4 separate regions of the Homo sapiens genome follow, and all the other regions are linked to region 1. A link is a contact called in ENCODE Hi-C or POLR2A ChIA-PET data. All regions are on one chromosome and are shown on one strand. The core of a region is the stretch at or near the end of the contact, and the rest is flanking DNA. Distances in the headings are between cores, read along the strand shown.

Region 1 (2,859 bases), core at 52-2,551:
GACTGACACAGGTTCGAGAACGACACAGCGAAGGTATAGTATGTTCTAGAAGCATGCTTTTGGCTGGGGCAAGAGCAACTGTGGATGAAAGAGCAGGTCCCCCTGCTTTTGTTTCCCGCCTCTCTTACAGCATCACAATCACTGCCTGTCACACCCAGTTACTGTCACCCAGAGTCACAAACACTGTTGGACAATCAGCAAATTATAGCCTACCACACCCAATAGTTAGGTGCAATCTAACACACGCCCCTGGGAACATTCACAAACTGTTCTACCTACCTGATTGCCAAAGACAGCCACGGAGCAGGCTGTTGAAACCTCATTAGCCCCGAACCAGACGGAAGCGATGCGGGAGGGCATGCCCAGGATGAAAACCTGGGCCACAGAGCAGATGAGCTGGCCCACCACGGTGACCGGAAAGAGATGCGGCTTCAGGCTGCCCAGCTTCACCCAGGCCCCCAGGCAGTTGAGAGCCGAGCCAGTGAGAGCAATGGTGCGCAGGCCGAACTTCTCCAGCAGCCAAGCCACTGGCAGGAGCAGAGGGATGTAAGTCAGCATGTAGCACATGGACAGCCAGTCAATGGCAAAGGCACTGACACCGTAGAAGTGCATGAAGATGTTATTGATGGAGCCGTACTGGATCCACTGAAAGGAGTTGCACATGGAGTAGCAGCTAAACACCAGGACCACGGCCCAACGGCGCCTGCTCACCTTGATCACGCTGAGGTCCTCAGGGCCCGAGCTACTGGGGTGAGCCAAGCCACTGGGTTGGGCTAAGGCACTGGGGTGGGCCGAACTGCTGGGGTGGACAGAGACGCTGGGGTTGATGGAGACGCTGGGATGGACCGAGACGCTGGGATGGACCGAGACGCTGGGGTCCGCTTGGAGTGCGGACTCCGGCACAGGGGTGTCATCGCTCTCTTCCTGGTTGGGACCTTCATTCACCATCGCCACAGTCTCCTCTGGAATCCTGGAGAAGTGGTGAGGACTCCGGCAGTCTTAAGGGACAGTGGCCTCTGCTGGTCTCTTAGAGTTGAAAGGACACTTGCCTATTCCAGAAGAAACAGAGACTAGAGGCTGCGTAAAAGCCTCAAGTGGGGCTTCCTGTGCTCACCTCCAAGCTCCTGCTCCCACTTTTGCTTGGGGCTCTCTGTTGCCACCCGCGGCGATCGCTGTCCCAAGGCCGGCCGCACACGCCGCAGCCGGCTCCGGACCGCTCCTGCCTTGGGTCTCCCCACGAGGCGTTCCTTGTGCAGGAAAAGTTCTCTCCTTGCGCAGCCACTTCGCCCGCAGAGTCCTCTCCCGGGCCAGCTTGGGGCCTCGCCCAGTCGGGCACACGTGACCGCCCCGCCCCCGTCCTGCCTGGCTTCTTCCGCCCCCAACCCCCCCGCCACCACTCCACCCCCGACCCAGTGTCTCTTGCCTTCTCGAGCCCGGTCCTCCGGGCAGAGCAGTTGTTTCGCCACAGCTTGCGGGATGCATTCCTCCCCCACGCCCCGGGCGCCATGGAAACCGCCCGGTTAACCCCCACCCTTTGCACTGCCCCTCATATTCATTTGCCACCCGCTATCAGCGGACCCTGCAAGAAGATCCGCCTTCCCGAAGTAATGCCCAAAATAGAGCCTCTCCGGTGCCTGTCCGCATGCCCTGCGCGCGTGCACCAAAGCCCGGCGCCACCTAAGTGTTCTGGGGAATTCAAGAGGGATTCCCCAACTTTCTCCCCCTTGGCTTAGGCTCCCAGCCCTTTGCTGAACTAAAGAGAGATTTGTAGATTTCCCGGGCTGGTTGCGCTCCTGGGTTAAAGGGGAGTTACAGAAAACTCGCTTTACTCGCTTCTTTCCCTGCGGACGTGGTTTTGTCTTGGGGAGGTTAGATTTGAACCTGTTATGTGGGGCTATTTTTCCTGATGGATTCTGGGCGAAGACCCTAGGGTGCGGGGGAGGGAAAGGAGAGTTTGAAGAAGCCGAAGAAGCTGTCCGCGGTTGTGTGATGGAACGCTTAGCACAGAGCTGGCTCCGGGCTTGGTCTTGGAAGCGGTCTTTGAACTCAAGCAGCCCTAGTCTGCCACCTGCCGGTCCTAGCCCATTTCAAAGGGCAAACCCTCGACTCGTTGCACTGACCTCTGTCCTTGGCGAGGGATCCTGGTAAGGAGCCCAAATTCTCCCTGAGTTCAAACACCAGCTTAGCTACAATGAGGTGCCACTGTAGACCAAGGAACTCCACCTCTCTGCGCTTCAGTTTCTTCATCTGTAAAATGGAAATGATGAAATAATAGTACCTACCTCACCGTGTTGTTCTGAGACTTGAATGAATTAATACACGAATGCACTTAGAAAATTCCTGCCACATAGTAAGCATTCCGCGAATGCTGGCTATCCTAGCAAAAAGCTAACATTTGTTGTACAGTGCTAAACAAATTGAATGCATTAGCTCATTTATGCATCACAAGAATTCTGTGATAAAGTTACTATTGCTGGCCTAAATTTTATAGACAAGAAAACCCAGACTCAGAGAAGTGAAGTAACTTCTTTCTGAAGGTCCCAGCTGGCAAGAAGAGCCATAATTCTCGTTCAAGTCTGTAATCATTCAAGCTGTAGCCTAGCTATTCAAGCACAGTCTGTGGTTAGCAGCGTGGGCACCTGTGGGAGCTTTTTAGAAGGCCAGAATCCCCTCCAGTGTTAAGGCCTTAAAAAACAAAACGGCAACCACAAAACAACCAAGAAGGTTGTCAGGCCCAACCTAGACCCACTGAATTGAAAGCTGCATTTTAACAAGATGCCCAGGAGATTCATTTGTTTACACATTAAATTTTGAGAGCTACTGGGCATCACTGCTTCTTTATTTTTTTTTTCTTTGTTA
Region 2 (2,723 bases), core at 135-2,634, 290 kb before region 1:
GTGAAGAGACCTGATAATAACTTTTCAAACATAGTTTCATCGGAGTCAGTAAGTACTTGTTGGCTGGGTATGGTGGCTCACGCCTGTAATCCCAGCACTTTTGGAGGCGAAGGTGGGTGGATCACAAGGTCAGGAGTTCAAGACCGTCCTCACCACTATGGTGAAAACCCCATCTCTACTAAAAATACAAAAATTAGCCTGGCGTGGTGGTGTGCGCCTGTAGTCCCAGCTACTCAGGAGGCTGAGGCAGGGGAATCGCTTGAACCCGGGAGGCAGACGTTGCAGTGAGCTGAGATTGCGCCACTGTACTCCAGACTGGTCAACAGAGTGAGACTCCATCGCAAAAAAAAAAAAAAAATACTTGTTGAATGTATACATTGCAAGTTAGAATTTATGTAATAGTACTTACAGTTGCTGTTTATTGAATGCCTTATTAGCAGCAGGAGGCAGCATATAGCATAATAGCCATGAGCTTGGATGCTGCAGGCTGACAGACCTGGGTTCAAATCCCAGTTCTACCATTTATTACTTATGTGACACAGAGAAAGTTATCTAACTGATACTATGCTTTTTCATCTGTGAAATGAGGCTAATAAGAGGGCAGCTGTAAAGATCCACTGAGATAATACAAAAAAATGGCCACTTTGGTGCTTGACATATGGTAATATCAATATCACATCCTGAGAACTACAATCATGATAATACACAGGTATATATCATCATCTTCAAATTAGAGATAAGGAAAATGAGGTTTTAAAAGTTTGAATAACCTGTCTTAAGTCACGGACTAGACAGGGCCAAGACTTAAGCTGTGGGTTATCTGACTCCAAAGCCTGTCTAGAGTGGCCTATTTCCAAAACAACCGAATGCAGTATTATTTCATGTATTTTCTATGTATTTTCATTAAATAAGAATAAAAGTTTGGCTTGGCAAAATCTACTAAATCAAGTGGTCCTAGGAAAATCAATAATAACTAAAAGCTAGACACTAAGTATGAGTTCCTGCTAAAAGTCAAGTGGGAAAATAAAATAGAACAAAAGAACCAACCAAACAAAAAAACAACGAAGCAATAGGTTATGACATTAAGTTCCGGAGTCAATATGCTCTGGAACTTAAACACACACACACACACACACACACACACACACACACACACACACACACACTCCTCCCCTCTCATGTCCCCAGTCCAACCTTCCTCTCTGATACGCCATTATAAAGATGTATCAAGACACCTCCTGCATGGCTAGACTGTTTGCCTGCTCTTTGTGCCACGCTGAGGAGCTAGCATGTTATTGCCAGCTGCTTGGAAAAAGACAGGGTGCCTGCTGAATTTCTCTTTCTTTCCCCTCCCCTCCTCCACAACACAAACACACAGCAGCTGAAGGCTTGGCGAAACAGAATTCATTCCTGCAGGAGGAGGCAGAATTTTTTTAGACACGTGCAATGAACTTTTAGGAGCAAAATAACAAGACATGGTTCGGTTTATATGGGAATCCTTTCCACACCTGTGGGATTGTGTATATACACACACAGCATTAGCAAAAAGCTTGTTACACACTGCACTCAAGATGTTACCAGCAAACTGAAAGACCTCTTGATGTGAACAATGAGCTGCTGCCAGTCCTGCCTGTTATAGGAACATTAGTTTCTGCTAGGATTATTGAATCCAGATTAGTTTGGTAAACTTGGACATGGTGGGAAGGGAAAAGTAAAGAACAGATGGGGCAGAAGGATGAGAGAAATTTAGGACGCACAGTTTTCTCCTACCTTGAGTTATTTACTAATGTTGAAAATTAAGTCTACTAAAAATTGAAGGGGTTTCGAAAGAGACCGGAACCAGTGAAGAATTAAGATGTATTTAAAATCTCTCCTTTCTCCCATGATTGTTAAAGGAAACTTCGGCAATTCTGTGTTGGCCATCAATATGTCCTTAATTTTTCTGCTTTTGGGGCTCTTTTTCACTGTGGATGAGGCAGAGAAGAGAGTGGGAGGGAAGGAAGCAGGGAGTGGGTTGGGAGCAGAAGTTTAACAAAGGATCACTTTAACAGAAACTACTGAGTAATCGCTCTGTCCTGCGCCAAGAATAACATCAGCTCAATGTCTGCAATTAGAATCAGGTCAGTCAGGCCTCACAGCCGGTGCAGCCCTCCTCACAGACCCCAGCATGGAGAGCTACTCATGCTGATGTCACCAGTAGTCACTGTTACCCAAGAAAGTCCCCGACTCAGCTGAAAGAAAAGTTTTCTTTTGCCTTCTCCTTCAGGGGCAGGAAGACAGCAGGAGAAGAAAGACAGAATTAGAAGACATGCATTGGGCTGTATCAATATATAACAGATTTGTTTGATCATTCCTAACTCTTGAGATTCAGTACTTCCCACAACCATCCTGAAATTTTTTTTTTGCTTTTTTTTTTTTTTTGGAGACAGTCTCAATCTGTCACTCAGGCTGCAGTGGAGGGGCATGATCTTGGCTCACTGCAACCTCCGCCTCCCGGGTTCAAGTGATTCTCCTACCTCAGCCTCCTGAGTAGCTGGGATTATAGGCATGCGCCACCACGCCCGGCTAATTTTTGTATTTTTAGTAGAGACGGGGTTTCACCATATTGGTCAGGCTGGTCTCGAACTCCTGACCTTGTGATCCACCTGCCTTGGCCTCCCAAAGTGCTGGGATTACAGGCATAAGCCACCACGCCCGGCCCTGAAATTCATTTTTAAATGAGT
Region 3 (2,861 bases), core at 330-2,829, 350 kb after region 1:
GTGTGATCTCAGCTCACTGCAACCTCTGCCTCCTGGGTTCAAGCGATTCTAGTGCCTCAGCCTCCCGAGTAGCTGGGACTACAGGCGGGAGTCACCACGCCCAGCTAATTTTTGTATTTTTAGTAGAGACAGGGTTTTACCATGTTTACCAGGCTGGTCTCGAACTCCTGACCTCAGATGTTCCACCCAGCTTGGCCTCCCAAAGTGCTGGGATTACAGGTGTGAGCCACCGTGCCCGGCCAGAGGTAATCTTTCTGACATCTTGTGTGTGTGTAGGGCTGGCTCAGTTGTCCATAACATTTTGTATGTACATACATAGATTTAATTATTAATTTAATGAATTCTATAGTAGCCCCTAAAAGAAGATATGGTTTCAGATTTCCCCTCTGGTTTTAGGCTATAACATTTCTCTTGAATGTTCTGAGAATATCAGATCCTCCATGACAATGTCTTTAAAATTGTGTCGAGTAACACTAACCCTTAAATGGGCTGTGGGCAGCTGTCAAGTTTCAGGCCTCAACTCTTGGCAAGACATTGTCTCTCTCAGAGGCCTTTAGAATGTCTCCAAAGCACGCTACAGTGTATCTGCTGAACTGTTAGCCAACAGCCTCTGTATCTCATGGGCAGGTATCAGTTTCACTGTTGTAATATCCCCTCAACAACCATTGCAATGGCCAGGACATGTGGCCTGGCCTGTGGTTCAGAAACATAGTCACTGTAGCCATATATGACCCCAGAAACAGGGAACAGGTCTATGAGGTTGATTTGCCTGATTCCTACTCCACCCCCACATATGTGTATGCACACACACAGACACATACATGCATGTGTGCACACACACCCATATACATGCAGGTGTGCACACACACCCATATACACGCATGTGTGCACACACATGCACCCACCTTATTGGCGCCACTGATAATATAAAATACCTGTAACAAGGGACAGAACTTTTTATTTTTCTATGTGTAAGAAGATTTATGGGGTAAAAGCTCCTGAATAGGCCGGGCGCGGTGGCTCGTGTCTGTAATTCCAGCACTTTGGGAGTCTGAGGCAGGTGGATCACAAGCTCAAGAGATCAAGACCATACTAGCCAACATGGTGAAACCCCATGTCTACTAAAAATACAAAACTTCGCTGGGCGTGGTGGCGCACTCCTATAGTCTCAGCCACTAAGGAGGCTGAGGCAAGAGAATTGCTGGAACCCTGGAGGTGGAGGTTGCAGTGAGCCAAGATCACGCCTGGGAAACAGAGCGAGACTCCAGAAAAAAAAAGAAAGAAGAAGAGAGAGAGCGAGAGAAAGGAAGAAAAAAGAAAGGAAGGAAGGAAGGAAGGAAGGAAGGAAGGAAGGAAGGAAGAGAGAGGAGGGATTTCTCAAGGATCAGCGTATCTAAGCCAAAGGCCTTAGGGGAAGGGAGAGAAAGGAAGTGCGGGGCTTGGCAGGCACCTCTCCCTGCCTTTGATTCAGACATTCCTGGTGCTTACTGGGTGTAGACACTTTTCTCTCAGCCTGCTTCCTTGTAGGCAAAATGGGTGTAATAATCGCACTCACCTCATGGGGTTATTTTAAGAATTATATGAAACAATGCATGTTAGGCAGACAATTCAAGGCTCAGCACACAGAAAGCCACCCTTTAGCTATTACCAGTATTTGACCTGTAATCAGGCTCAAAGAGTGTCTTTTAGGGTCTCAAAAATTGGGTGCAAATTGGCTCTCCTCAGTAGTTGGTGGTTGCTCATCAGGTGTTTAGGACGTCTGCAAAGTAAGGAGGTCTGACAGACTCCTCATTGTAAGCTGTTCCCTAGTCACTCTGCCCCCATACTGGGAGTGGCAAGGGAGGCATTTGGCAAGAAACCCAGCAGTGAGACAATAGGTGTGAAAGATGAACAGGAAGTGTGGTTTGGAAGCAAGTGCTAGCACCAAACCACTCATGGAGAACACCTAATCTGGCTGCTGATTGGGCGCTGAGCCATCACTCATATCAAGCTTCAATGGGAAGGTTTGTATCCATGCCCAAACTTACAGCACACGGACCTTCACCAGGGAGATTGACTGAACTGGTGACCAAGGGCTCCCTTGAGACAGCATGGCCTTTGGCCTTCCAGGTTCAAATCCTAGGTCACTCAGTTACTACCTGAGGCACATTATTTAACCTCTTGGAGCCCCATCTGTCTTATCTTTGAAACAGGCATGGCTGTTGGGAGGGTTAGTGGAGATAACATGGAAAGAGCCTAGCACAGGGCCTGGCCCACTCCACAAATGCGAGCTCCCTCCCATTTCCCCTCCCAGGCATCTGAGACACCCCTCCACCCCTTCCTTGTCTCCTCACTGAAGACAGTTAAGCATGCTGTCTGGGGATGACGCCAGTTCTTGATTATTTGATATTGCCACACATCTGGCCTTATCACTGACTATTGACTATAAGACTGGCTGCCCTCTGCTCCACCTGGCTCCTTCCGGCCAGGTGGCTTCTCCTGACGCACTTGGACAACAGTGAAGGGTTGGGCCAGGTCGCCTGGTGGCACCAGGGTTGATGTGAAAGAGTTTTTCCTCAATATTCCAAACTTAAGAGAAGGAATGACTTTAAAAATGCATATGTATCTGCATGCCTGAAACACACACCTTTGAGAAGTTTCCTTCCTTTGAGTACCCAGACTGCAGTTGTTCTGACAAGTGCCCTGCCTGATCCTCCCTCTGAACACTTTCGTAGTTCCCAAGCTTCTCTTCCAGATAATCTAGGGTTCCTGTTTCTCAGCTCATCTCCTAAATGTTGGGGTTCTAGGAGATTCTGCCGTCAGTGCCCCCACCCACCATGCTCTCTGCATGACCTCAACCACAGCCATACCCTGCTGAGTTC
Region 4 (2,700 bases), core at 20-2,519, 320 kb after region 1:
ATGAAACTAATTTTACTTTCTTGTTTTTAACTTGACGTTTGTATCAGTCTCTCTCTTTCTCTCTGGGTTTTAGAAACATGTTATCAGGTCATCTAAACCTTTTATGAAACATTTCAGACTTGTACGTGCATGAGCTGGTGAAGATTTATTATATTTGACACCATAACTACAGATTTTAAGGCATTCTTTTAAGCGCAACTTGACTGAAACCCCTGAGGCTAGATCGCTATCTTTTGCCAGATGTTAACTTGGTTTCACTGATGGAAACCCAGGGTAAGGTTAAAACTGTTTCTGGACACATTCGTACCTTGGAATGTTTAACTCCATCAGTATATTAGTATTAGATATCAAGAAACCTGGGCTCTTGATCTGTGTTCATCTCTGTCTTCAATTTCTTTCTGTTTCTATTGGAGAAATCAAATGGTCCCCCCGATTTGAATTAAAACAGGCGGAGAGGAAAGAATAAGATCCAATGAGCCCATAAATAGAAGTACCCACCCAGGTCCTTTGGGATTCTTTGGTATCTATTCAGGTTACAAGAAATCTGCCCATCTCTGGGTGGGAATACGGATAAATGATGTCATTCAACAGAATTAGGACCAGACGGGGAAATGTATCCAAATCCTGCAGGGGGTAGCACTGAATGCAGGCTTTAGATATGGAAAGGCCTCCGAGTGCTCTCAAGCATAAACAAGAGTAACCGTGAAGGCAACACAGTTTCTGGGATGTGACTGAGAGGGTAACGGCACTTCTGAGATGTGCTGGGGGGTGGGAGCAGGGGTTATAACACCAAATATTGGGTTGTGACAGACGCCGGGCATGAGGGCCATAATTCCCACAATGGACTAGAGCACAGTGGAACTATGTCATCTGCTGGGCTGTAATCGGTAGGAGCAAGCTGCACGTTCAGCACGTTTTCTCCTGGATCCCATCCTTGGCGACCGATCTAGACCTCAGCCTCCAGGATCTGTTAGAGAAATAAACAAGTGGGAGACAACAACCAAAACAGCAACACAGTCGAGCGGGCGCGGGAGACGAAGCTCCGCCTTTGGAAGCCTCGGGCCAATCAGAAGCCTGTTGCTGGGGCCCGGTGTTTGGCCGCCTGACGTTCCCATGGAGACGGAAGAACGTTACACACCAAACACTGGCGACGTTGACGTCTATGCATTATATCCATGGAGACGACAGAGTAAACGTCATCCCCCCACACTTCCCCGCCTCCCTTAGCGCCAGGGGCTGAGGGAGCGACGCAGGCGTCGCCGTCACGTGCTGGACGCCAGGAGCGAAGCCCGGTGGGCGGGGCCTGTTGCTATGACTGCAGCTGCGGCTGTTTGGAGCTGCAATTAGAAAGTGCTGAGGTGGCAGTGGAGCCAGAACCGATTCTGGAACAGCTTCTCCCGCCCCCGGGCCAGAGAGGGTTCCCCAGCCCCTGGAAAGCCAGGACACCCCCTAGGCTGTCCCAGCACGCCTCAGCCTCAGGTCCTGAGCCAACATCTCTCTGCGCTGCCTGTGAATCCAGACTGTGACTCCAGACTGAGGGCCAAACCGAGACCACTCCCTCCACCGTCAGTTGGCCATAATTGTCAGGGTGACCTCCCCGACCGACCGTCTCCACCGACCGTCTCCTCCAGACAGCAGCCCACAGAACAGCCACCGACCAAACTGCCTTGCCCATGAGACAGGAGCAAAACCAGCTTAGAAAACTTTCCCACTGTTGGAGTAAAACCCAGAATTCTCCCAGAAAGGAGAAGCATAAGGAACTTTGAATTTATCTTTTATACTTTAAAAGCAGCAGAACTTGAGACATTCATTCCTCGGAGCTTTGTTGAAGAATTGAGGAAGGGGTGCTTAATAATCCCATTCAAGAATAGTTCCTCTGGAAGGGAGAGAAAACTCAGAAATCCCTGAGTACTGTGATACTCCAAAATGGGAAGGCCTGGAAAAACCTAGGTCATTAAAAACTGAAGCTTAAATTTCTACATTGCTTAATTTTGTCTCAACTGCACAAGCCAACAGAGTGTGAGAAATCTCTCTGCGTGCCAGCCTCCCTTTTCGTCACACAACTCTGGAAACAGTTATAGGAAGATTGCAGCAACAAATTGTAAACAAAACCAGGTCAAGAAACAGAGGAGAGGGCCAGGCAGGGTGGCTCAGGCCTATAATCCCAGCACTTTGGGCAGCTGAGGCAGGTGGATCACCTGAAGTCAGGAGTTCAAGACCAGCCTGGGCAACATGGCGAAACCTCCTCTCTAATTAAAAAATAAAAAATAAAAATAAAAATTAGCCAGGCTTGGTGGCGGGCGCCTGTAATCCCAGCTACTCGGGAGGGTGAGGCAGGAGGATCGCTTGAAACCAGGAGGCGGAGGTTGCAGTGAGTCAAGATCGCGCCACTGCACACTCCAGCCTGGGCGACAGAGCGAGACTCTGTCTCAAAAAAAAAGAAGAAAGAAACAGGAGTGAAAAGTTGAGATGACCATGTGAAGCCAGCCAACCTGAACAAAATGTAACTTTTGAATGATAAGGCACAGCTGAGCGGCCCAGACTTTGAATTTTCTCCAAATATCATGATCTTCCATCCTGGCTGAATTTAAATGGTGTCTTTTGTATTTGGGGGAAAGCAGAGGGGATATTATTTGCTGGAATTAAAAGCAAGCCATTTGGGTGAGCACATAGTCTGTTGCAGATGGTGGAGGCATAAAG

What was found. Hi-C counts contacts between places; a loop is a spot of excess contacts on that map. ChIA-PET counts read pairs that join two places held with the same protein, here RNA polymerase II (POLR2A). Pooled maps may share reads with other maps.
Region 2: a loop to region 1 is called in a pooled map, with 2.4 times the contacts of the local background. The contact joins the enhancer-like site here to the promoter of FLVCR2 in region 1. A Hi-C loop is called at or near these places in 4 of 50 pooled maps.
Region 3: a loop to region 1 is called in a pooled map, with 2.2 times the contacts of the local background. The contact joins the enhancer-like site here to the promoter of FLVCR2 in region 1. A Hi-C loop is called at or near these places in 1 of 168 maps with a recorded cell type or tissue (CD4-positive, alpha-beta memory T cell) and 8 of 50 pooled maps. POLR2A ChIA-PET finds 5 or more read pairs at or near these places in 1 of 52 experiments (activated CD4-positive, alpha-beta T cell).
Region 4: a loop to region 1 is called in a pooled map, with 5 times the contacts of the local background. The contact joins the enhancer-like site here to the promoter of FLVCR2 in region 1. A Hi-C loop is called at or near these places in 1 of 168 maps with a recorded cell type or tissue (CD4-positive, alpha-beta memory T cell) and 9 of 50 pooled maps. POLR2A ChIA-PET finds 5 or more read pairs at or near these places in 3 of 52 experiments (GM10248, OCI-LY7 and activated CD4-positive, alpha-beta memory T cell).

What each region holds. Positions count from the first base shown.
Region 1 is chr14:75,577,062-75,579,920 of GRCh38, reverse strand. FLVCR2 (FLVCR choline and putative heme transporter 2) reads right to left here and starts at 1,301. Exons shown (of 10, transcript NM_017791.3): 1 at 280-1,301. The coding sequence starts at 948. It overlaps FLVCR2-AS1 (FLVCR2 antisense RNA 1), which reads left to right and starts at 333. Exons shown (of 3, transcript NR_110552.1): 1 at 333-2,144. RefSeq lists a silencer at 1,356-1,425 and an enhancer at 2,136-2,195.
Region 2 is chr14:75,867,457-75,870,179 of GRCh38, reverse strand. The region is part of intron 29 of TTLL5 (tubulin tyrosine ligase like 5); the gene reads right to left. Among named protein-coding and RNA genes, the nearest start is that of TGFB3, 110 kb to the left of the region's middle. Within about 2 kb of position 1,384, at least 20 of the 41 ENCODE cell types and tissues checked have a DNase peak (open chromatin) inside an H3K27ac peak, as active enhancers do.
Region 3 is chr14:75,229,314-75,232,174 of GRCh38, reverse strand. No RefSeq gene overlaps it. Among named protein-coding and RNA genes, the nearest start is that of FOS, 48 kb to the left of the region's middle. RefSeq lists a cis regulatory region at 1,877-2,432. Within about 2 kb of position 1,579, at least 20 of the 41 ENCODE cell types and tissues checked have a DNase peak (open chromatin) inside an H3K27ac peak, as active enhancers do.
Region 4 is chr14:75,257,645-75,260,344 of GRCh38, reverse strand. No RefSeq gene overlaps it. Among named protein-coding and RNA genes, the nearest start is that of FOS, 20 kb to the left of the region's middle. RefSeq lists enhancers at 784-1,043, 1,224-2,202, 50-2,624. Within about 2 kb of position 1,269, at least 37 of the 41 ENCODE cell types and tissues checked have a DNase peak (open chromatin) inside an H3K27ac peak, as active enhancers do.